4 separate regions of the Mus musculus genome follow, and all the other regions are linked to region 1. Evidence: chromatin loops called from intact Hi-C (ENCODE). Cell type or tissue: left cerebral cortex. All regions are shown on one strand. Each heading gives the region's core, and the rest is flanking DNA. Links, peaks and the distances in the headings are about the cores only. Region 1 holds the start of Secisbp2 (SECIS binding protein 2). Region 2 has its middle 16 kb from the start of Gadd45g. Region 3 has its middle 23 kb from the start of Sema4d. Region 4 holds the start of Sema4d (sema domain, immunoglobulin domain (Ig), transmembrane domain (TM) and short cytoplasmic domain, (semaphorin) 4D).

Region 1 (5,676 bases), core at 1,860-4,359:
TACATATAAGTTACATATAACTCCCTTTTAGACTGCCTCTGACTTTCTCTTGCTGTTCTAGCTATCCTAATACCACCAGTCTATTTAACAGGAGAGAATATTTTTTTACTTGGGTATGGTCTTGCTCTTTGAGTATACTTTCCAGTACATGAATATTTTCTACCTATATCCTATAGACCAAGAGTTGCTTCATGACTTTTTAGATTTTAAGGTCCTATTCCTAGAAGATAGCTCAATAACAAGTATTCTGCTAGAAATTTACCCCTACAGAATAAAATGCCTTTCATTTTTGTGCAACTTATATTGGCCTAATACTTTAACATAAACCATCAAAAGCCAGAAGTATATGCTATAAGTATAGATCGATACAGATAATATTGTAGTGTAGAGTTGCTTTAGAGAATTTAGTTTGTTTTGAGGATAAAAACCCTTCACAATTTCAAGTATCTCAAAGGTAAGGTTCCTGTATAAAGTGATGTTGGTGGGAAAGATGGCACTAATCTTTGGCTGAATATTTTAATAGGCATGTCATGTTACCCAGAGAACTCTCTAAACAAGTACCCAAAACTCATCTGATGTCCGAAGAGGAGTGGAGGAGACTTGGTGTCCAACAGAGTCTAGGATGGGTTCATTACATGATTCATGAGCCAGGTAAGCTTTGCTGTAAAGGAAAGTGATGTTGTTCCTTCTACCTGCAAAAGTGACTCACTTAGTATAAAACAGGTGCCAAAATCCTGCACATATATAGAAATTGTTGCTACCTTTTTATACTTAAAAGGTGGCATTGTTAAACTGGAGTCTTCCTTGGAATTATGGCACATATCTTTAGGAGCTCAGAAATCCTTCCTATCAATAGGAAAGCAGAAGTGCTATAGATGCTGGCCTTCATCCCGTTGAATGAGGAAGCTTTGGGTGGACTCTCTGAGTTTAATCTTTTAAGCCCCCACCCCCCCCCCTCACCCCCCAGAGATCTGGTTTGACTAGAACAACCCTTTCTTAGCTAAGTGTGTATGGCATCAATTTATTTATTTGGATGTGAATTAGCCTGAGATCCAGCAGCTGACTTGAATTAGCTGTTCTTTTTTCAAAGAGATTACATTTCTCTTCACTGAAAATGATTTTGCAGGTAGAAATTATTTTCCAGAGTCGGTCAAAGGATAAAATGGTAGAACAATGCTATTATACGAGTTTGTCCGCATTTACTATTTATTACACCGACAATTCATTTTGAATACTTCAAATAGTGACATGGAACTTAATATTTTCTTTCCACAGAACCGCATATTCTTCTCTTTAGACGACCTCTTCCAAAAGAACAACAAAAATGAAGTGCAGCTGGGATCATCTAATCTTTTTCAAATTTAATGTATATGTGTATATAAGGTAGTATTCAGTGAATACTTGAAAAGTGTACAAACCTTTCATCCATACCTGTGCATGCGCTGTATTCTTCACAGCAACAGAGCTCAGTCAAATGCAACTGCAAGTAGGGTTGTTTTAAGTTGTTCAAGATAGTTTCTTGTAGTTTTTTCTTAATATAAATGCCTGTTTTATTTTACCTGTTTTGTTAAATAAAGTTTGTATATTGCATTTATATCACCATTGTTGAAATTAATTTGACTTGATTATTTTTACCCCTGGGGAAAATAAACATACTTGAAAAAGAAATATAAGAAAATAAACATACTTGAAAAAGAAATATTAAGCTCCAAATGAGGATATTACAGCTTTATTGCCAGTTTACTTCCTAAATAACTTTGGATTCTGCAAGTGAACAGAAAAACCCACCGCTTGATAGTGTCCACAAGTCTACAAAAAGTCTAGTGGTTTCAGAGAAAAGTATCTTAAAAGTTCAGGTGCCACATTCGTGCATCTTGTGTGAACCAAGAAATTAAGCACACATCAGTGGATAGCCATAAAAAAAAGTATGAGTGGCCAGAAACAAGACTGTAGTTAGACATTAGCAGGGGTGATTTCTCATTGAACACAGTAAACACTACAGAGCCACAGCCTTCCATGTGTGGGATACACTAGACCTAACAGGGCTACTGACCATGAACTGGCACTGGTGTCTTGCTTGAAAAAAAGGGCTGGTGTTTAATTCTAACCCTACAGACTGACTCCAAGGCCTGTTTGCCAAATGCCCCCACATTGCAGGCGACCTTTTTCTGTCCTTCGACCTGTTTCTGTGCTCTTGGTTTCATTTTGGAGTTGTGTTTTGCGAGAGCTTCCTGTTGTCCAGGCCCCAGCAGAAGTCTCACATAGCTAAACATTTGACTCCTCTTAGTTCCAAGGTTCTTCATCTGCCTGCAGGCACCCGCCATGACATCCTACTAGAAACTCCACAGGAGCAGATGCTCCTGGAAGCTCACCACTGAGCAGGTCTGCCGGCCTCACTCTTACTAGGAGTCTCCCTCCTGCACTGCATCAGTGCGGGCGCCCAGAGCCTGGCCTCCCCTAGTGTCACATCACCAAGCCCGCCCCACGTAAGAGCTCAGCCGCGCCCTTCCTGGCCCACCACAAGCCACCCCCTAGAGCTGTCGCTGCCCCAGTCTTCCACGTGCGGCTCCGGAGGCCCGGGACGCCGAGCACTTCCGGCAGGGAAGGCCTCCGTCGCGCCTCGGTGACGTACGTCCTGGCGCCGCCGCGCAGGAAGGCGGAAACGCTGAGTCGTTGGTTAGGCGCGCCGCTAGCTTCACGGCGCGGGCTCTTCCGTGGCCGCCATGGCGTCGGAGCGGCCGCGGGAGCCGGACGGCGAGGTAAGGGGCGGGCTGCGGGTCTAGGCACACGCGCGGGGCCGCCGGGCCTGAGGTTCGGGGATGGGGGGCTTGACCACCCTCTCACGGTTCGGCCAGCGAAATGATAACACATAGGCTACCTACGGCCTCGGGCACCTCGCACCCGCGTCCGCGCCTGCCATGACCGCTAGATGGCGCGCCGGCCGTCCCAGAAATCCACTCTAAATTGGCCAAACGCGGTGATAAAAGTTGTCAGAATAACCCATACTCTGCGTTCCAAGGGCTCATGGCTGTGGGATGATTTTTCTCTCAGAGGTTCCGTGTGGTTTACTAACTACAGATGAAATATGTGGTGATTTTTGTTGAGAAGTTAGATGGCAATAAATGTCAGCGGTGTGTTTTACATAATAACTTTGAGCGTCCTTTGGGTATAGTTTAGCGACACTAGGTACAGGGTTCTTATATATCTCATGTATAAAGATGGAAGAGGTAAAAATAACTATCTTCAAGTTTAAATCCTCAGAAGCATTCCGAGTTGTGGTTCTTGTTATATAACAAGGTTGGGGTTTCCTTCGACTTTAATTCATTGTCCTTTTTTCACATGTAAGGTCCAGTAACCTTTTTTTTTTTTTTAATAATAAAAACATCAGGGAGATATTGTTGCCAAACACATTTTTGTCTTTGCACTGCACCTTTGTAATCACCAATGGGCCTATCAGAATGGCGCACCTTTCTTGTGGTTTGTATTTGATGGCATTTGGCGAATCTCAGGAGCGTTAAAGCCCATCCCCACCCTCTCATCCTCAGGATAGCATCAAGTTGTCAGCTGATGTCAAACCATTCGTCCCTAAGTTTGCTGGGCTCAACGTGGCGTGGTCAGAGTCCTCAGAGACACGTGTCTTCCCAGGCTGTGCGGCCACCTACTATCCATTTGTACAGGAACCACCAGCAGCTGAGTATGTATTTTCTCGATGCCTTGCCTCATGCAGAGGGTTTCTCTCCCAGAGGTAGTGATTAGAGCCTCACACACTGAAACATACATAACATCTTACAGGACGGCTTGCAGGTGAGGAAAGGAGGCTCTTCAACCAGCAAAGATTGGGCTCTGTAGCCTGACTAAATTCTGTGCAAAAACTTCATCCAGGAAGGGACCGACACTACGGAACTTAGAAAGTACAGTTGCAGGGTCATTTGTTTACAGTTGATACTGGTTCACGCGTGTAGGGACTGAGGATGCTGCTTTGCCATTTGTCAGGCCCTGGGCTTGATCTTCAGAGCTACCAAAGCAAGACAGAACCAAACAAATTCACATTTGTATTGGGAAAAGAAACGGCAAGAAGGAAGGGTAAATGGGAAAAGGACAGATGGATGAAGGATCAGATAGATAACATGCCAGGCTGGACAACTTAGCGAGACCCTGTCTCCAGTGACAGAGCTCCGTGGTGCAGCTCTTTCTGTCAAACACAAGGCCTCAGGGTCAATCCCCAGTCTACTGAATAATTACCAAGGTGCCCATCTTTTACGGCTCCTGGCCTCCGTGGTGTGCAGGATCCTCTTTGTACTCTGGCCTTCTGGGCAGCATAGTGCAGGATGTGAGGGGCTGAAAGGGCAGGACTGGAGGAAGACTGTGCAGGCTGTAGTGCAACTCCTCAGCCAAGGGAATGGCCTTTCGGCTGTTGTGTCTAGGTTGCTGAGACACTGTCAGGTACTAAACCAGCAGTCGGCTGCAAAACTGTGGGAGCATGCCCTTGCTGTGCTGCCATGGCATCTGAACTTACTTTTTACTTGAGATTACCTTTTCTGTGGTGCCATAGGAGGAAGCCACGGCCTTGTGCGTTTTATGAAGGCTATCTACCGTTGAGCTCTGTTACCCTGGTCCTAGTTCATTCGTTCAACTCTATCAGTAGCCAGGCAGTTTTGGCCCACACCTTTAATCCTGGCACTTGGGAGACAGAGGCAGGCGGATTTCTGCGTTCGAGGCCAGCCTGGTCTACAGAGTGAGTTCCAGGACAGCCAGGGCTACACAGAGAAACCCTGTCTCGGAAAAAAAAAAATCAGCAGTATTCTTTGCAGGAAGAAAAAAAGAGGTCCTGTTTGGATGGGTGGGTGGGTGGGTGGGTAGGTGGGTGTGCGTGCATATGTGGGGGGGGTATGTGTGGTAAATGCACATGTGTGCACTTGCATGCGGAAGCCTGTGGCAGAAGTTGGGTCTTTCCTCAATTGTTCTTTTATTCTTTGAGAAGCAGTCTCACTGAAGCTCAAGTCCCTCAGTCAGCGAGACTGGCAGGCCAGTGACCTTCAAGGACCTGCGCTCCCCCTCTGGTTGGAGTCCCAGAGCGCACTGCCGTGCACTGCTTATCACACTGGCTCTGGAGCCCAAACTTAGGGCCTTGCGCTTATGTGCCAGGCAGGCGCTTTACTAACAGAGCCAGCTCTCTAGCCCTCATTTGGTTGTTGATAGGGGAGTTTCCAATGCGAAAGTAAGTGATCCTTAAAAGAAAATATTAAAAAGTTTAAATTAGCGTCTTAAAAATAATGTTCTTGATTTGTGTTATGAAATCTGCAACTGAAATTTACACTTTTTAGACAGAAAATGTATCCCGAAGACATGGCTTTCGGAGCCCCCACCTTTCCAGCACAGTACGTGTCTTCTGAGATAGCGCTGCATCCTTTTGCCTATCCCACTTACACCCTAGAGTCCGCACAGAGTGTTTGCTCAGTGCCAACCCTGCAGTACGACTACAGCCAAGCACGGTGTCACCCAGGCTTTCGGACAGCAAAGCCCCGGCATGAGCACGTGTGCCCTCCACCTCAGGAAGCAAAAGGTGTATTTAAGGTGAGGAAGTGCTGCTGCAGGGTGCGGCTCCTCCTCTTAGTCCTTGTTGCCAGTGTCAGAAGTCAGTGTGTCCTCTGATAGCTAAGCACTGCTTACCTTTTG
Region 2 (5,676 bases), core at 2,024-4,523, 180 kb after region 1:
GGGTAGGGGGAAAGAACTGTTTTCTAGCCTCTGGGCATGGTAGTCTGCTTCTGTAACAAAGAGGGAGACAAGCTGGACATGAAGGCATACCCTTGCAATCCCAGCACTTAGAAGACTGAGGCAGGAGGATTCCCATGAGTTTGAGGCCAGCCTGGGCCACAGAGGGAGACCCTGTCTTGAACAAATCCTAGTTTTTGAGACAGGGTCTCTTGCTGGAACTGGGCTCACCCACTCAGCAGGACTGGCTGGCGGCGGAGCCCAGGGATTCTTCTCCACTTCCCTAGACTAGGGATTCCAAGGATGCTACCACATGTGGGTTTTACACACATTCTGGGGATCAATGAATAAGTTGGGTATACACCCATCGCAGAATCCTACATATTATCACATGAATGTGCCTCAGGATGGAAATGTTTTGCACAGAAGGCAAGTAACAGAGTGATGTGTTCTAGACTGGAGAGATGGATCAGGGGTTGAGAGCGCTGGATGCTCTTCCAGAGGTTCTGAGTTCAATTCCCAGCAACCACAAGGTGGCTCATAACCATCTGTAATGTAATCTAGTGCCTCCTTCTGGCCTGTAGGTATACACGCAGGAAGGAAGCTGTCTGCATTAATCATCATCATGATAATAATAAAATAAAAATAATGTGCTGGGCAGTGGTGGCGCACGCCTTTAATCCCAGCACTTGGGAGGCAGAGGCAGGCAGATTTCTGAGTCTGAGGCCAGCCTGGTCTTCAGAGTGAGTTCCAGGACAGCCAGGGCTACACAGAAAAACCCGGTCTCGAAAAAAAAAAAACCCTAATAATAATAATAATAATGTGCTTTATAGGATTCAAAGCACAGAGAGCACATGACACTGTGAGGTGCAGAGGCCGTGGCCATGCACAGGAACACGTCAGTAGAGAGATACATTTGGGGGTGGGGTGGGGCTGGAGAAATGGCTCAGCAGTTAAGAGCATTGACTGCTCTTCCAGAGGTCCTGAATTCAATTCTCAGCAACCACATGGTGGCTCACAACCATCTGTAATGATATCTGATGCCCTCTTCTGGTGTGTCTGAAGACAGCTACAGTGTACTCACATAAATAAAATAAATAAATAAATCTTAAAAAAGAGAGAGAAAAAGAAAGAAAGAGAGAGAGAAAGAAAGAAAAGAAAAGAAAAGAAAAGAAAAGAAAAGAAAAGAAAAGAAAAGAAAAGGCCCCATACATTTTACCCCTTGACCTTCTAAAGGCAACCCTGGGTGATTGTGACTGAGCTGAAGGCAAACGGAGGAAGCAAGGCGGCTGGGTTCATTCACCTTGGCCTCTGACCTCATTCAATCCATCTGCATGACCCCCTCTCTGTTTTGAGGTTCGGGTTGAGCGTGTTCTTGTTGCTGCTGTTAAGAGCAACATTTTTTTCAATTACATTGTAACAATGCTTTTTTTTTTTTTTAAATTCAACAAGCTTTTGGAATTCAAAAAGGACTCAAGACAAATAAGGAAACTGCTTTCATTCATTGTCCACTGGCACAACAGCACCTTCCTGTACTTCCTGTACTTGCTACCTGTACTTCCTGTACTTGCTACATTGTAGCAAACAGCAAACATTACGTCCATGTCAGACAAACGTAATTTTGAGCAAACATTCACAATCATGGGCAACGTTCCCTTTTAGAGAATTAATTTTCCAGCTAACTTCATGGAACAATGAAGTGATCAACGAGCTGCTAACTGAATTCAAGCAAGTTGGAAGAATTTAAGCAACGGGAATGTGAAGTCTTTTTTTTCTCAGTACATGTAAGAAAGACCAAGATTAACTTCTGCACACACAGATGTAAAACGGTCACTAAAAAAAAAAAAAAAAAAAAAAAAAAATGCAGAGCCGAGTGTGGTGGCGCACGCCTTTAATCCCAGCACTCAGGAGGCAGAGGCAGGCGAATTTTTGAGTTCGAGGCCAGCCTGGTCTACAAAGTGAGTTCCAGGACAGAGCCAGGGCTATAAAGAGAAACCCTGTCTCGAAAAAAACCAAAACCAAAACCAAAAAACAAACCTGTCACTCTGAGACTGTGTGGTAAAGGGCACCCTTGGCACCCAGTACTGCCACAGCTGTCATTTACTGGAGACTGCCTTGTCTCGCCCAATCTCAAGTAGATGAGAGATTGTTATCTCTGTCTTAGTGATAGGCAAAAGGGATTGGCAACTAAAATATGGTGGAACTGATGTTCCAACTACCCAACATGACCTGCAATGTGGGCCAAGGATTAGGGGCTGGCTTTGCATTAGGTGTATAACAATGTTTTTCTCTCTCTTTCTCTCTTTCTCTCTCTCTCTCTCTCTCTCTCTCTCTCTCTCTCCCTTCCTTTTCTTCTTCTTCTTCTTCTTCTTCTTCTTCTTCTTCTTCTTCTTCTTCTTCTTCTTCTTCTTCTTCTTCTTCTTCTTTTTCGAGACTTCTCTGTGTAGCCCTGGCTGTCCTGGAACTCACTCTGTAGACCAGGCTGGTCTTGAACTCAGAAATCCACCTGCCTCTGCCTCCCAAGTGCTGGGATTAAAGGCGTGCGCCACCATCGCCCAGCCAATGTCTTTCTTTTAATGTTATATTTTATTTATTATCTTTTAGGTGGGTGCTTCTGGGTCATGCTGTGGTCAGAGGACAATTTGCTGGAGTCACGTCCCTTCTTTCATGATGTGGGTCCCAGGGATGCAACTCAGGTTGCCATGCCTGGCAGCAGGTGCCCTTACCCACCTTGCCACCTTGCCACTTCGCCAGACCTATGCTAAAAATTTAAGATTAAGATCATGATAATTCTTTAGTACTTTAAAAACATGTTATACCACCATATTCTGTCACAATTTATTTTCTCCTTCTAAATAATCATAGATATTACTTTTATGTCACCTTTCCTAATCTTTGCATGCATTTGGTTAAAACTTCCCTAAGATAGCACATTATATGGTTAGTAGGTCAACTATTTTTTTTTAATTAAAATGAGGATATGGGATAGTTGAGCTGGTAGAACACTTGTGTGTAGGCCTGACAACCTGATTTCTATCCCTGGGTCCAACAAGGCAACAGGACAGAACTGGCTCCTGAGAACAGAATGTGGTATGTGCACACCTGCGTGTGAGTGCAAGCATGCCCAGTACACTAAATAAATAACTTAAAATGTAGATATCTTTAAATAAAATGCTGTCACTGCTCTCCTTGCTGTATCGGCTTTTTATTAACACCAGAACAATAGATATTAAATGTTACAGTTACTTTTGGGCTTCAAGCGATTTTTTTTTTAAAAAATAGGTTGTTTCTCAATAGTCTAGGCTGGCCTCAGACTTGTGTCAGTTCTCCTGTCTCAGCCTCCAGAGTCCTGGGATTGCAACTGTGAGACACCACGCTTGAGAAGTAGGTGAAAGTTTACTGGACCGGTTTGTGTTAAAGAACTCCTTTAGCATCTTTATGTAGCAGTCATGTTCTGGGTGAGTCTTGCTTGCTGGGATGAGGGAGAATGGTCTTGTAAATGCTCAATGTAAACACTAGAGGGTGCTGTGGACCCGCGTTTGGTTTGTTTTGGTAGCATTAAGTGTAATTACTTCATTGTTCAAGTACAAACCCTTTTAATTCAATATGTTTCTCAAAGCATTGCCCCTAATTGGGCTTTCATTGAGTAGCCCTAACCTAGCAGGGTGTCTAAAATTTTATTTTCTCCATTTGATTTTGGGAAAAAGGTTTTGACAATTTCATTCAAGAGTCACTGAAACCCAGGTATCATCACATCCCATCTGTTACTTTTCTTCCCTTTCTCTGGCTCTCGGCTTCCCGTCTTCCTCTCTCTTCACTCTCCTTCCCATTTCTACTTGCTGTGCTCACCCAGGCATGTAAGCGGAGTCCAGAGTCGTCATCTTCTCTCACTCAAACTGGTGCTTGCTGCTTTAGCTTAGCCAGCTGGCCAGAAAGCTCCCTTGATCCTCCTGTCTCTACTCCAGCACACTGCATCGTGCCTGACCTTTCACCGGGGTACTAGAGATTGATTGTGGGCCCTCATGCTTTGGTGACCAGCACTTTACCCACTGGGCCATCTCCCTGGTCCACTAAAGGTTCTTCAAACTTGGGTGTGATAAGGGTTAGCAAAAACACCTGAGGGGTTCTGTTAGAATCCTGCAGTCAAAACGCCAGGATCGATGGACCGATTCCCAACCGCTGTGAGTCTCAGTTTCTCTCTCCACTGGTCAAATATGGAACCAGTGGAAGGGGCACATCATCGATCCTGATTAGAACTAAGCGATCTCACAGAAGGAAAGCACTGCGTACAGCTCCCATCCAGAGGCGCTCCACCGAGGTTCAGCTCTGTCTGAGCTCAAGTGTGCAGCATAGACTCTTTAGGCGCTAGAGGAGCCAAGTGGGGTGTGGCGCTGTTCCTGTGTCTGATTCCTGTCCCCCTCCTGCCCCCCCCCCCCCGCCCCAGCAGTCAGGTCAGTCCTATGCAGCCCGCAGTGTGATTCAGGCCTTGTACTTAGCCACCAGTTGGTACTCAGTGAGATGGACCCAAACCCACTCTGGTGGCTTAAATCCTTCCCGGTCAGGCAGGAGGCAGAGCTGGTGGCTGTACCCTGCTTCTGTCAGGAGAACCTTGATTGTGGGGGTAGGGTGGAGATAAAGACAAATGGAGGGGGTGAGGAGGAGCTGGCTCAGTCCGTATAGAGTTTGCCGTGAAGATATGAGAAGCTAAGTTCAGATCTCATGTAAAATGATGGGGTGGAGGCGTGGGCCTGAAACCCCAGTCCTGGGAAATGGAGGCGGGAGGATCTAGAAGGCACACTTGCCAGCCAGTCTGCCACATTGGTGAGATCCATGCTCAGCAAGAGACCCTGTCTCAAAAAATAAGGTACAGAGCAAGCGAGGAAGATAGTAGACATCAGCTCCAGCCTCCACGGGTACGTGCACACATGCAAGCACATACTTCGCATGCGCGCATAAACAAACACGCATGCGCACACAAGTGGCACCGCTGACGGGGTACAAGCTGCCTTCCTAGGGCTAACGCCGTTCTATCTTTCAATTGGTTGTGCTAGTTTTCTTCTGTTGCTGTGACAAAAGACCCAGGCCAAAAGCAACTCGGAAAAAGGGGCTTATTTTAGTTCACAATTCCAGGTTACCGTCCATCACTACAGGAAAATCACAACAGCAGGGGCTTGGGATAGCTGGTCAGTCACACCCACAATCCAGGGTGGAAAAGAAATGAATGCATACCCCCTTGTTTGCTTGTCTGCCTGCTTGTGCTCAGCTTGAGGGCTCCATTCTCTTACACTGCCTAGGGAATGATGCCACCCACAGGAGACTGGGTATTCCTACAGCAATTAATATAATAAAGGCCCTTTCCCCCCGCCCCCCCCCCCCATGCTCACAGGCCAACCCACTGTAAACAACCACCCACTGATGCTTTCCTCCCAGATGATTCTAGGTGGTGTCAAATTGGCAATTAACGCTAGGCATCGCGGTGGAATTTACAAGTTTTTACAGAGATTACTGGGAATATGGAATTTAGATCTGTCCGTTGTCTCTTCTGTGGATCTTGTGAGAATGATTACTCTATGCAAATATCCCAAATCCCACCCTGGTGGGTATTCTGTCACCTGTGGCCCCATTTGCTAACCTGGATTGGATCCTGGGAGCCACCCTCAGTAAGCTGGTGACTGAGCA
Region 3 (5,676 bases), core at 1,447-3,946, 160 kb after region 1:
ATTACCCCCAGGAGGTGACTCTGTCTCTCATCACATGCATGTGGGTGGAGTAGAGTCACACTGTGGTTGGGCTAATTACTGCATCACGCCTAGTATTCCCAGCATGGACACTCGCCCAGGGCCATCCATGTGTGTCCTGAGCACTGTTCCTCGTTCATTTCCTAGTGGATTTCATCTGACCTTCATCCTCAGGAACCCCACAGGGCAAGACAACCTTGCCCTTTCTCCAGAGTTGGAGGTAGCCCCATTTCTCTTAAGGCTACAGACTCTGTGTCATCAGCATCCTGGAGTCTGTCCCCCAACTACCCAGCCTGACAAGTTGGCAGGAAGCTTTGCTGCTGCTCAGAAGGTGGAAATATACGTTAATCTCCCAGTTGCCATGACAACTGTCAAAACAGTAATGACAGGATGCGGTCTGAGGCAGGGCATGCCCCAGCCTGGCTTCTTTCCAATTGATGTGCTTGTGGCAGGGTCCTCAGAGGGTGGATTTGAGAAAGCTATTGCTGTTATTTGCACAAGTGTCTTCCCATGTGTTGAAGGCTCATGGGTTAAAGGCATGTTTGACAGGGTAGTAGAAATTTCCCCATGGTAGAACCTTTAAGAGGAGAGCCAAGTGGGAAGTCTCCAGGCCCACTGGGGGTATATATACCCTCAAAAGGGATTGAGGTGCCCCGTCTCTCACTTCCTCATTGCTTCCAGGCCTTGAGGTGAGCAGCTTTTCTGTATATTGCGTGTCTATCATGTGACCCGATGCCTACCTCAGGCCTAAGCAGTGGTGTCTATTGATCCTGGAACAGAATATCCAAAGATGTGCACACAAATGCACCTTTATTTCTCAGGTGTTTTGTTATGGGGATGACAGACTGACTGATGTCACGATGGGAGTGGAGAGGGTCTCTTGGCCACAACAGCCCCTGCTGTGGAGTGGAGACAGTCACACCTGGAGTCTATTTTTTCCCCAGTAAATGGGGGAAAATGCTGCTGTGTGGCAGGTCGCTATGTGAGAGACAGAGCTGATGTTATCAGGGCTTGTAATACATCATCTGTGAAAGGCAGCCTGGGCTTAATGAGAAATCTCCACAGCCTGTGAAGAAGAAACTGAGACATTGCCCCAGAGGATGGAGTCAGCCTTGGAAATGACTTGACTGGGGCTTTCCAACAGCACCCATCTATACTTTATCGCTCTGGATCTACCTGTAAAGCGCGCCCTCTCTAAGCCAACTGAATCTGGATTTCCCCCTTAGGTTCTCTCAGTATGTGCACGTACGGAGGACCAAGGGGATGTCAGCAGTCACCTCCCATCAGTCATTCATCTTATTCTTTGAGACAGGTTTCTCAATCAAGCCCAGTGTTCACTGATACGGCTAGTCTTACTAGCCAGCTTATTCTGGGGTCTCCTGTCTCCTCGTTCTGGGGTCAGAATTTCAGGTGGGCCACCATGTCCACTCGACATTTATGAGAGTTCTGGGGGGTGGGGGTGTCTAAACCTTGATATTCATACTTGAGCAGCAGGCACGTTAACAACTGAGCCATCTCCTCAGCCTCTCTCATTTATTTCTTTTGAAAAGGAAATATTTTAAATTTTACGTGTGTGTGTGTGTGTGTATGCATGTATGTTTGCATGTGTGTGTGCATACGCCTGCAGCAGCCAGAACAGCTTTGCATTCCCTGGAGTTTTCATTACAGGAGATTGTGAACCATCCCATATAGATGCTGGGAACCAACTTTGGGTCCTCTGGAAGAGCAACAAATGCCTTAACTGCCAAGCGCCCCCCAACCCCCTGCTCCACCCCCCACCCCCACCCCGCCTCTCGGAGTCTTACTTTGTTGCCCTAGTGTCTTAGTTAGGGTTTTACTGCTGTGAACAAACACCATGACCAAGGCAACTCTTTTTTTTTTTTTTTTTTGAGACAGGGTTTCTCTGTATAGCTCTGGCTGTCCTGGAACTCATTCTGTAGACCAGGCTGGCCTCGAACTCAGAAATCCACCTGCCTCTGCCTCCCAAAGTGTGTGCCACCACTGCCCATCCCAAGGCAACTCTTATAAGGACACCATTTAATTGGGGCTGGATTACAGGTTCAGAGGTTCAGTCCATTATCATCAAGGCAGGAACATGGTAGCATCTAGGAAGGCTTGGTACAAGAGGAGTTGAGAGTTCTACATCTTCATCTGAAGGCTGCTAGCAGAATACTGGCTTCCAGGCAGCTAGGATGAGGGTCTTAAAGGCCACGCCCACCGTGACATACCCACTCCAAGGCCACACCCACTCCAACAGGGTCACACCTCCAAATAGTGCCACTCCCTGGGCCAAACCTAGTCAAATCATCACACCTAGTCTAGTCTTAAACACCCTGGCTCAAGAGCTCCCCCTGCCTCAGCCTCTCCGGTAGCTGAGACTACAAGGTACCTGCTTACTCTCCTCAACTTCCTTATTTTCTGTTCCCAGCTGGTTTTGCTTTGCTTTCTTCTCTGTCCTTTAATAACTTCCAGCACTTTATTTCCTTGCCTTGCCTCATCCTCCCGAGGCGAAGGTCTTCTGACTTTAAAGTATTGTGTTTATCAGTTAGAATATAAATAAACGTACAGAAAATAATGAGTCACTCATGAGCTCCATCCGGCTTCAGTGGGAGACCCAGACACAACAGTGCTTCCTGTTCTCATGGGATGGGAAGGAGGCCCTCAGCCCTGTGTCAAGAGTTGTCTGATATGACAGCGACACAGAAGGGTGACATCCAAATGAAGAACTCCAGGCGAGGATTTATGGGATCTCAGAGGCAAACTGATAGGTTTCTCTGGAATCATGCTCCCAGAAGAATAGATCAGAGAGAAGTCATCTTAGGTCCATGGGTAGTTCTGAGCCTGGCTCTGTCTGGTAACTTGGACCATCTGCAGAGGAGCTATCTATCATAGGCAGGCTGCCAGGCAGGAGGCAGCTGAAGGGCTGGCGGGAACAGCCATTTTCCAGAGCAGAAAGGGCTGCCTCTTGGCCTGGCTGGACACAATGCAGCATGTTTTCAGACTATAATTGGTGACATCCCCAACCAGGGACACAGTTAAGAGACACTGCTTTGCACAGGGTAGGACAGAGCTATGATTTAGACCCACCTCTTTGCTTACAGTCTTCAAGGCAAGAGAGCAGCCCAGGGGCTCCTGCCGTAAACACATAACATGTGTGCACACCCAGGATAACACGCATGAGGTTGGGCCATGCATAATAACAAGCCTTGCCAGATGGCTGGCTGCTCTGGGCCCGATTTTCCTAAGATGGCATTCATCACGTTGAGGGGGGTGGGAATACAATTTCTGCTCTTTCTAAATGAACACAAGTACGTTTCTATGCCATGATGTCATTTACACGACTGAAGGAAAGATAATTCCGGCACACATTTCTATCTGGTCTTTGAAATAGAATCAAGGCAAGTCCACAATGAAATTGGGCTCCCCAGCCAACAGCAGAGAGCATTCTTCATGGCTGCCTAGTTTTGTTCTTGACCCTCAGGTTCCATGGTTGACCGGAAAGCAAGATTCGGAAACCATGCTTGATTTTTTGCTTTGTTTTTGTTTTTAAGACCATAGGACTTGCTTGGTGAATTTTAGCCTGGTGTGAGCACCAGGCCTCTCAGAAGCAGCTATAGACACTTGATAAGAACAGCCACTTGCCTGCATTAGGCTCTGTCTGCAGAGAGCCATGGACTGTGGATCACTGTCTATGCTGCTGTCTTAGGGCCTCACTGATTGCTTCTGAACTTGACCATCTGAGGCAGTAGGCAGTAGTGTGATTGAGTCAGGCTTCCCCATTCCACTTCATGGGACAGTTTTCCTTCCTTTTCTTTCCTTTTTTTGTGAACATATACTGCTGTGTGTGTGTGTGTGTGTGTGTGTGTGTGTGTGTGTGTGTGTGTGTGTCTGTCTGTCTGTCTGTCTGTCTGTCTGCCTGCCTGCCTGCCTGCCTGCCTGCCTGCCTGCCTGCCTGTCGTCTGTCTGTTTTTCAGCTAGAGAACTCAGGAACTATCTATTTTTTGAGCTGGTTTTCCCACTGACCCAGGGACTCACTGGTTAGGCTGCCTGGCCCCTCCGGCACTTAGATTGCTAGGGCAAATCACCACATCTAGCTTTTTATTCTGTAGCTGCTGGAACTGAACTCAGTTCTTTATGCCTGCAAGGCAAGTACTTTACTGACTAAATGCTCTGCCCAGCTCCATTTGGGACCATTTCCCCGAACAAGGAACTCGTTTCTTTTTAGAGGAATTAAGTCATTTACAAAAATCATAAAACCCGCATAGCATACACTTGACCAGGAGGCAGTACCTAGAACAGCCCAGATTTGAGTCTTGGTGTCCTTCTTTCAAACTATAGCTAGGCATGGCCATTACTGCCCCAGTATCTGTAGGTCCTGTAGGCATGTACATGACTGTACAGACCATAAACAATTCAAACAAAAGACTCCCTGAGGCTAAGACCAGGCAGATGATGTGGCTGGGCCAGAGGATGTGTGAGCCTCATTCCATGATGAGGAGGGAAATAGGCACCAATCCTCCCTAGGGATTCCTAACTGCCCTCCTTATTGCTAGCCTTAGCCTCTCAGGCCCCAGCTCACAGCAAGACTGTGCCAACCTCTGCAAGATCCATGTGACAACTGTTGAGCCAGGTGCAGACTGGCCACACTGCCCAGAGGGAACCTTTCCCTAACCGCTGAGGCACCAGCTTAGACAGGTTAAAATGGGGTTACTCAAGAGGCTAAGAGCAGAGAACATGGTGTGTGTGTGTGTGTGTGTGTGTGTGTGTGTGTGTGTGTGTGTCACTGTCACTGACAGCATGTCCACAGAAGCTCTTGCTGGTATCCAGAAGTTCTTCTGCAAAACTCTCTTCTCCCAGAAGAGTACTTCCTCCTGCTTCGGGCAAGCAAGAAGGCTGTGATCTGCCAGTCCATTCCCCACTGCGTTTTCTACAGATGCAGCGTGTCTGTCTGCTGTCCAGCCTCTCATGTGCAGAGAGGACCATGGACTTGTAGGGTGAGCCAGGCTGTCCTTCTTCCCTACATTAGGTAATAAATAACACAATCCTAGACAAGGTCTGCTTTGTGACCGGTCCAGATACCAAGCCCCAGGGGAGGCTGGGATGTGAGGGGATATGACCTTCAAGGACTGGGAACCAGGAACCACAGGGCACATTCGGCAGGAGGCTGGCAGTGCTCAGCTGTCAGGGATGGGACTTCCAGCAGGAGAATATGCTGATGGGTGCTCTAAGGAGAGGGGAGGGGGGTCGGAGGGTGGGGGTGGGGGTGGTTCTGGAGAGCTCAGGCCTCTCACAGTATGGAAGAGTTGGTGCTGAGGCAGAAAGTCCTAAGCATCATGCGTGTGCAGCCAGACTCTGGAAGCCTGCACCACAGCCATTACTTAAAGTATATGCTTGAAGGAGTGATTCATTGTTTATCGTTTGTACTATATTTAAAACAAATAGCTTCTGGGACTGGGGCTGGGGTGCAGGTGATAGAGTGCTGGCTTGCATAACACTAGGACTGTGGAAACAGGGCCAGATGGACACAGGAGGACCAGAAGCTCAAAGATATACTTGGTTACATAGCTAGTTTGGGGCTAGCCTGGGCTACCTGAGATGTGAAACCTTCTCAAAAAAGAAAGAAAAAAGAAAAAAGAAAAGGCTCTGATTGTAATGGGG
Region 4 (5,676 bases), core at 1,257-3,756, 140 kb after region 1:
ACACACACACACACACACATTATCCTTTAATAGCATCTTGTGATGCAATCACAACATCACAACAACCATTATCAGCTATTATGTTTTATCACCTAGCATACAAAATGAGGGTGGAGGTGGGGGAGGGCATCAAATCCACAGCACTAAAAAAAAAAAAAAAACAAAAAAAAAAAACAAAACAAAAGAAAACTAGAAGCCCTATAAAACCAAGCAGTCCCACCCCATCCCTCTCCCGACCCCCGGTGACTGATGATGTTTCTGGCACTCCAGCTGGGCCTCCTGTACTGACATTTTGTACACAAGATTCTTGAGTCACATTGTCTTAGCTGTGGCTACTTTTACTTAGCCCAGTGTTTCAAGGTTCTATTATTTTAAGGTTCGAACATGTATCAGTGTTCCAGTCCTTTCTACGGCTGAGTATTATTCCATGCCTGCACACGGCACATCTGGCTCACCCACTTCATCCACTGATGGACAAGCTAGGCTGTTTCCACATCTGCTGTCTTGTGAACGGTGCTATAAATGGTGGTGGGAGGCTTTTGTTTAGTCCCTACTTCCGATCCTTTTAGGTATGGGTATAAAAGTGGAATAGCTGGATCACAAGGAACCTGGATCTGTGTTTATCTTTCCAAGAAACTTCCATACTGTTTCCCCAAACACCATCTTCCCCTCTCCGCAACCCCAGGGTTCCACTTTCTCTAAGTCCTTAACAACAGGTGCTATCTCCCAACCCCTTGTATCAACGCCATTCTAGTGCAGTAAGAGCTGGGTCTTGGCTTGTATCTTTCAGTGACTAATGACACTGGCTGGCTGGCCATGTGCTTCTATTTGCAGGTTATCTGCCCTTCTGTTGCAAAGTTCTAGCTCCTAACCCTTTAACAGGAAACAATCCAAACATCTACCGAGAGATGAGCAAACCAACCACAGTACTGCCAACCCAAAAAGCGCCCTTCAGCCTTAAAGAGCTCCGAGCACTGGCACCCAAGACTCACATAAGCCTCCAGAGCCCCCAGTGCAGAGGCAAAGCACAGACACACAACGGAGATCCACAGAACAGTACATCCTTCATCTTTTGCTTTCTAAAGGTTCGGTTTCCAGTCAATTACAGTCCAAAAATACTGAATAAAAAAATTCCAGAAATAAATAATTCATAAGGTTTAAATTACACACAATTCCACCCCACCGGCACTGTCTGCCTTCCTTTTCTCCAGAGTATCCACACAGTGTGTCCCACTTGCCAATGGTTACTCACGTTCATCAGTGCCCAGATCAACTCCACCCCACAGGACAGTTCAGCTACGCCTTACTTTAGTTAAAAATGACCCCAAACACCACAGTAATGAGGTTTGGCAACACAAAGTGGCCAAAGAAACATAGAAGATGTTTCCACACCACAAGTCACACTACAAGTTTGCACACATGCTCACACGTCCCCTAACACACACACAGACACACAACAATTCACAGGCTTCCACTTTTACCCTGTCCATCTGATATCTTCACACAACCATCACAGACTTACACGCTGACTCCGTTACTCACACACATTGGCACATACATGCAGACAGTCACCCCTGTGCCCACATTCCCACTAACTTCAACGTGCCTGACCCTGGTCCATGAGATGCCCCCCTACCACCATTACCTACTCAACCTCTGGGGGGCATCCTCGAAGACACAACGGTGCTGTCTATATTCACGTAGGAGACCACTTCCATGCATAAGTGCCCACTTGTGTAAACAGGATGACTCAATGCACTGCACGGAAGGTTGGAAGTTTCGAGTAAACCCTTACGCAGCTGCTTCATGTAAGCAATCCACTTGGCCCTCAACTATTAACTTTTAATTATGGAGTACTTTCAATGGTACACAACAGAAGCCAGAAAAAGAGTAATGAGCTCAGGGACGCTCACCCAGACCCCTCCCTGATCCGACAACGCAGATCCCAAGCATCCTTTAGCACCCTGTGCACCCCTGGTAACAACAACCACATGGTGGTCATTAAAAAAAGTCCCTCGTACCATACCATTGTTCATGTAGCAAATGTCTGTCTCACGGCCTAGCTCTGTCAGGGACTCCTGTTAGAGGCTTCAGGATGCCTGCAATCTACAAGTGCCTTCCAGAAGCCATTCAGAAAAAATACGCAACCCGGGCTCTCACGGGCAGTGTGTGAGAGTTTAAACCAAATTACAAGCCCCCTGCAAGAAATAAAGAAAGTACGGCTGCTGTCCAGGCCTGGGTCAGCAGCAACAGATGTGCCATGATGTGGCATCCCAGGTGAGCACAAAAGGGACTCAGGAAAGAGCACAGCTGGAAAGCAAGGTCCCAAGAGCAAAACAGCCACACCTGGCTCTTCCCCCAAATCCCCTTCCTTGGTATCTGTTCTGGGGAAGGCCCAGCAGCTCACCCCTAGAAAGACAAGGGAAACTCATATCTCCTAACAAATTGCCACTTCTTTCTATGTTTCTTCCGGTCACCCCTTGACAGACCAGGTTAACCTGTACCTCCTACAAGATTGCCACCTCTTTCTGCATGTCCTCCAGACAAGAGAATTGCACCGTGGTCCAGCAAACCTCTCCCCGACACGTGCATAAGACCTTGCCTGACCAGCCTAGCTCTGGGCCACACCCCAAGTCACCCAGGGACAGCCACGTCTTCAACTGAGATTGCAGAGATGGGTTGCTCATACTGCAGCTGCCAAGAGTGGGATGGCTCTTAGCCAAGAGAACCAAAAGGACCCTCCCCCTCAGCCTGGGTAAACCCCATGGGTACCTCTCACCAGTACCTTTCACCATCTAGTGGACCTTCTGGGACCGGCACCATTGGAGAGATGTAAACTGGGTAGTGGTGGCCCACACCTGTAATCCCAGCACTCAGGAGGCTGATACAGGAGGTCAGAGAGCAACCTGGGCTCCATCTGAAGGAGGGAGGGAGGGAAGAAGGGAGGAAGAAAGGGAGGGGATCTGCCCCCTGTTGGCTAATTCTAGCAGCAGGGTTTTTTTCCCCCCAAGACCACCTTGGCATGACCACCAAGCTCATGCTATGGCTCTCTGGGTGCCTAGGGAACAGAGAGCCTGAGGGAGATCTTTTCCAAACTCGAGGGAACAGTTTGCTTTAAACAACAACAATGAGGAAATTCCAAATCCTCTTCTGGTATAGTGAAGATGTTCTGGAGGGCTCAAACCCAGGGTCCCTGGCTCTAAGCTCACCCTAAACATAATCGAATCAAAGGAAACTGTCCCCCTCCTCAGCCTTCCTAGCCCTCCCAGGGCAGGCTCCCTCTAGAAACACCTCAAATGGCTAAAGAAAACCATTGATCTTTGAGATGCATTATTGATCATGCTGTCCATTAGCACCCATTCCCATAGCCCTGGCCCACCACACACCATGCCTGGGGTGGGAAAGGCCTCCTTGGACACTGTCCATAAAAGACAGCCTAGAGAAGCAACTGTCCACAAGTGGATGATGTCACCAGACACACTGCCCTGGCCCCAGACCCCCTGGATTCCTGAGGCAGCACGGTCCACACCAGGCACCTCATCCCTCAGTCCAGGGCAGGCAGCCACCTGCCAAGACTCCAACCACTGGGGAGGAGTCTCTGTAAGGCACACAATGACAGCCAGAAGTCATTGGAGTCTATAGACAGAGGGACTTCGCAGCTCCATTTCAAAGGACAGACTTAAACAAGCCCATCACAGGAAGGCAGCCTCTGACTCTTGCCCTGGCTCCAGGTCGCACATCCATCGTGCAAGAACGGCAATGCCACAACTGGTATAGGCAACGTGTGTCTGTTTCTTTGGTTTACTTGCTGTGTGGACCAGCCAGACCTAACTGAGTCTTATGGTCAGGAAAGACAAGCTTTGCCCACACCAACATCCCTGCTCACTATTCTATCCATTCCGCTTCTCAACAGATGATCGCTCTGACGTGATGCACACAGACAGCAACGGTCAAAATGACAATCAGGCCATTATAGTCGCTACCGGGATCTACCCCCACCTCTGCCCAAGACTGCCTGCTTCTGGGACACTGTAAACATTCCCAAATAACCCTGCCTGCCTGGGCAGACAAGAGACAAGTCAGACGCCAGGGGCACATATGAAGTGACAGACCGCTGGTGTCACTTCACCCTCCTGGGAAGGAAACTTCCGTTTGGTAGCGCCTGGTAGACCCACAGCTGGGTCAGATGGCTGGCTACAGGCCCCCAGTCCAGTGAGAGGTTGGGCCACCCACGGGCCTGGGCTGTGCTCCACACAGTGAGGGTTTTCAAAACAAAAGCAGGACAAGTTCATGTGGCAAATGACCCAGTATGTAGGGGCAGGCCTTCACCACATGCTTCATTGAAAGCCAAAACTCCACATTCACCCACAGAGAGACTAAACAGAAAACATATAGAGGGCAGCTACGTGCTCAGCGCTGTTTTGTTTTTTGGCTGATTTTTTTCCCCAAGCCATAACTGGCTGAGCCCCAACAGAACCAGCCCCCTGCAAATCATCGGGCGCCAGCAACAGGTGCAGCTCGAGCTAAAGCTGGTGGTGGTTCCGGGCGGTTCTAGAATAACGCAGCCCGAATCTTCCAGGAAGCCACCGCCTTGCAGTGCCCACTGCCCGGCGGTGGCAACCTCACCGCGGCCGCACCTGTCTGAGTGCACCGCGCCACATCCGGTGCACCCGAGCCAAGGCCTGGGAGACCGAAATAGAAGCTGGTTAGGCCGGGGCTGGGAGCCCGGCTACGGGCACCGGGCCTGACCTGGGAGGCACCGATCAAGGAGTCAGCACCCGGGGGTCCCAGCGTGCAGGGCCTGGCTGGTCAAGTCGCATCCGCTGCCTGTCCCGTGTCCCTGCTCCAGCCACCTGCCTGCCAGGGCCTGGCGGGAGCTAGGGAAGGGACGCCGGAGAGAGATCCGGGCTGGGGTGGAACTGCAGAGAGGGTCTGGAAAACGCGGTGGAAATGTAGAGGGGGGTGAGGAATCCGGATGGGACTCAGAGGGGACCCAAAGGATCCTGATGCGAACGCAGAGGGAGTCCGGGGGCATCCAGGTGGGAATGCAGACTAGGTCCTAGCGGTGTGGGAGAACCTGGGGAAGAAGCTCGGAGAGGGATCCTGGGAGCCCCGAGGGGGTCGCAGGAGAGGCTCCAACAGGGTTCCTAGGTTTACCGCGGGGGCTCGCCGCGCTCCGCGCACCTGCCCAACCCCGCGCGCGCTCCTCCCGCGCCGGCCCAGTCGCTTACCTGGAGCGCGCGTCCGACCCGCGGAGGCTCTCGGCGGGGGCTGGCCAGGCCAGCTCCGCGCCAAGAATGGCGGCGGCGTTGGTGGCAGCGACGACAGAGGCGAACGGCGCCAGGAGCTTGAGTCGGGGAGGCCGGGAGACGCGCGGAGATGCTGCGGCGCGAGAGGGAGCGGAGGCCGGCGTGGGGAAGGAGGGCGCGGGGCTAGCGTGCAGGCCCCACCCCCTCTCCCTCCCTTCCCGCCTCCTCCCCTCCCCCTCCCGTCTCTTCCCTCCCTTCGCCCCTCCCCCTTCCTCCTAGTCCCTCCTCTCACCCCAACCTCTCTCCCTTCTTCCTTGCCCTCCCGCGCCCCGCCCCTGTCTTCACCTACCCCAGTCTTTTTCTCCTGCTCCCCTCTTGTTTCCTTTCTCCCTCCCTTCCTTTCCTTCCCCATTTACCTTCCACCACC

What was found. Peaks named below come from ENCODE experiments on the same cell type or tissue, not always from the same donor. Only the 100,000 strongest peaks of a DNase experiment are listed, where the experiment ranks them.
Region 2: a loop joins it to region 1, with 5 times the contacts of the local background. A loop is called at or near these places in 2 of 42 quality-filtered maps.
Region 3: it touches region 1 in a loop (3-fold over the local background); 8 of 42 quality-filtered maps call a loop at or near these places.
Region 4: it touches region 1 in a loop (2.9-fold over the local background); 2 of 42 quality-filtered maps call a loop at or near these places.

Annotation. Positions count from the first base shown.
Region 1 is chr13:51,649,062-51,654,737 of GRCm38, forward strand. Secisbp2 (SECIS binding protein 2) reads left to right here and starts at 2,647. Exons shown (of 17, transcript NM_029279.2): 1 at 2,647-2,759; 2 at 3,546-3,694; 3 at 5,325-5,574. The coding sequence starts at 2,724. Cks2 (CDC28 protein kinase regulatory subunit 2) reads left to right here. Exons shown (of 3, transcript NM_025415.3): 2 at 524-651; 3 at 1,276-1,601. The coding sequence ends at 1,328. In left cerebral cortex, for the core only: a CTCF peak has its summit at 2,922 (motif pointing right); DNase peaks (open chromatin) are centred at 2,626 and 2,887; H3K4me3 peaks cover 1,664 bases; H3K27ac peaks cover 934 bases.
Region 2 is chr13:51,827,401-51,833,076 of GRCm38, forward strand. No RefSeq gene overlaps it. Among named protein-coding and RNA genes, the nearest start is that of Gadd45g, 16 kb to the right of the region's middle. In left cerebral cortex, for the core only: a CTCF peak has its summit at 3,516 (motif pointing right); a DNase peak (open chromatin) is centred at 3,519.
Region 3 is chr13:51,813,723-51,819,398 of GRCm38, forward strand. No RefSeq gene overlaps it. Among named protein-coding and RNA genes, the nearest start is that of Sema4d, 23 kb to the left of the region's middle. In left cerebral cortex, for the core only: a CTCF peak has its summit at 2,390; DNase peaks (open chromatin) are centred at 2,409, 2,612, 3,000 and 3,218; H3K27ac peaks cover 255 bases.
Region 4 is chr13:51,788,266-51,793,941 of GRCm38, forward strand. Sema4d (sema domain, immunoglobulin domain (Ig), transmembrane domain (TM) and short cytoplasmic domain, (semaphorin) 4D) reads right to left here and starts at 5,413. Exons shown (of 16, transcript NM_013660.5): 1 at 5,232-5,413. In left cerebral cortex, for the core only: no CTCF peak of the experiment used is centred there; a DNase peak (open chromatin) is centred at 2,657; H3K4me3 peaks cover 498 bases; H3K27ac peaks cover 415 bases.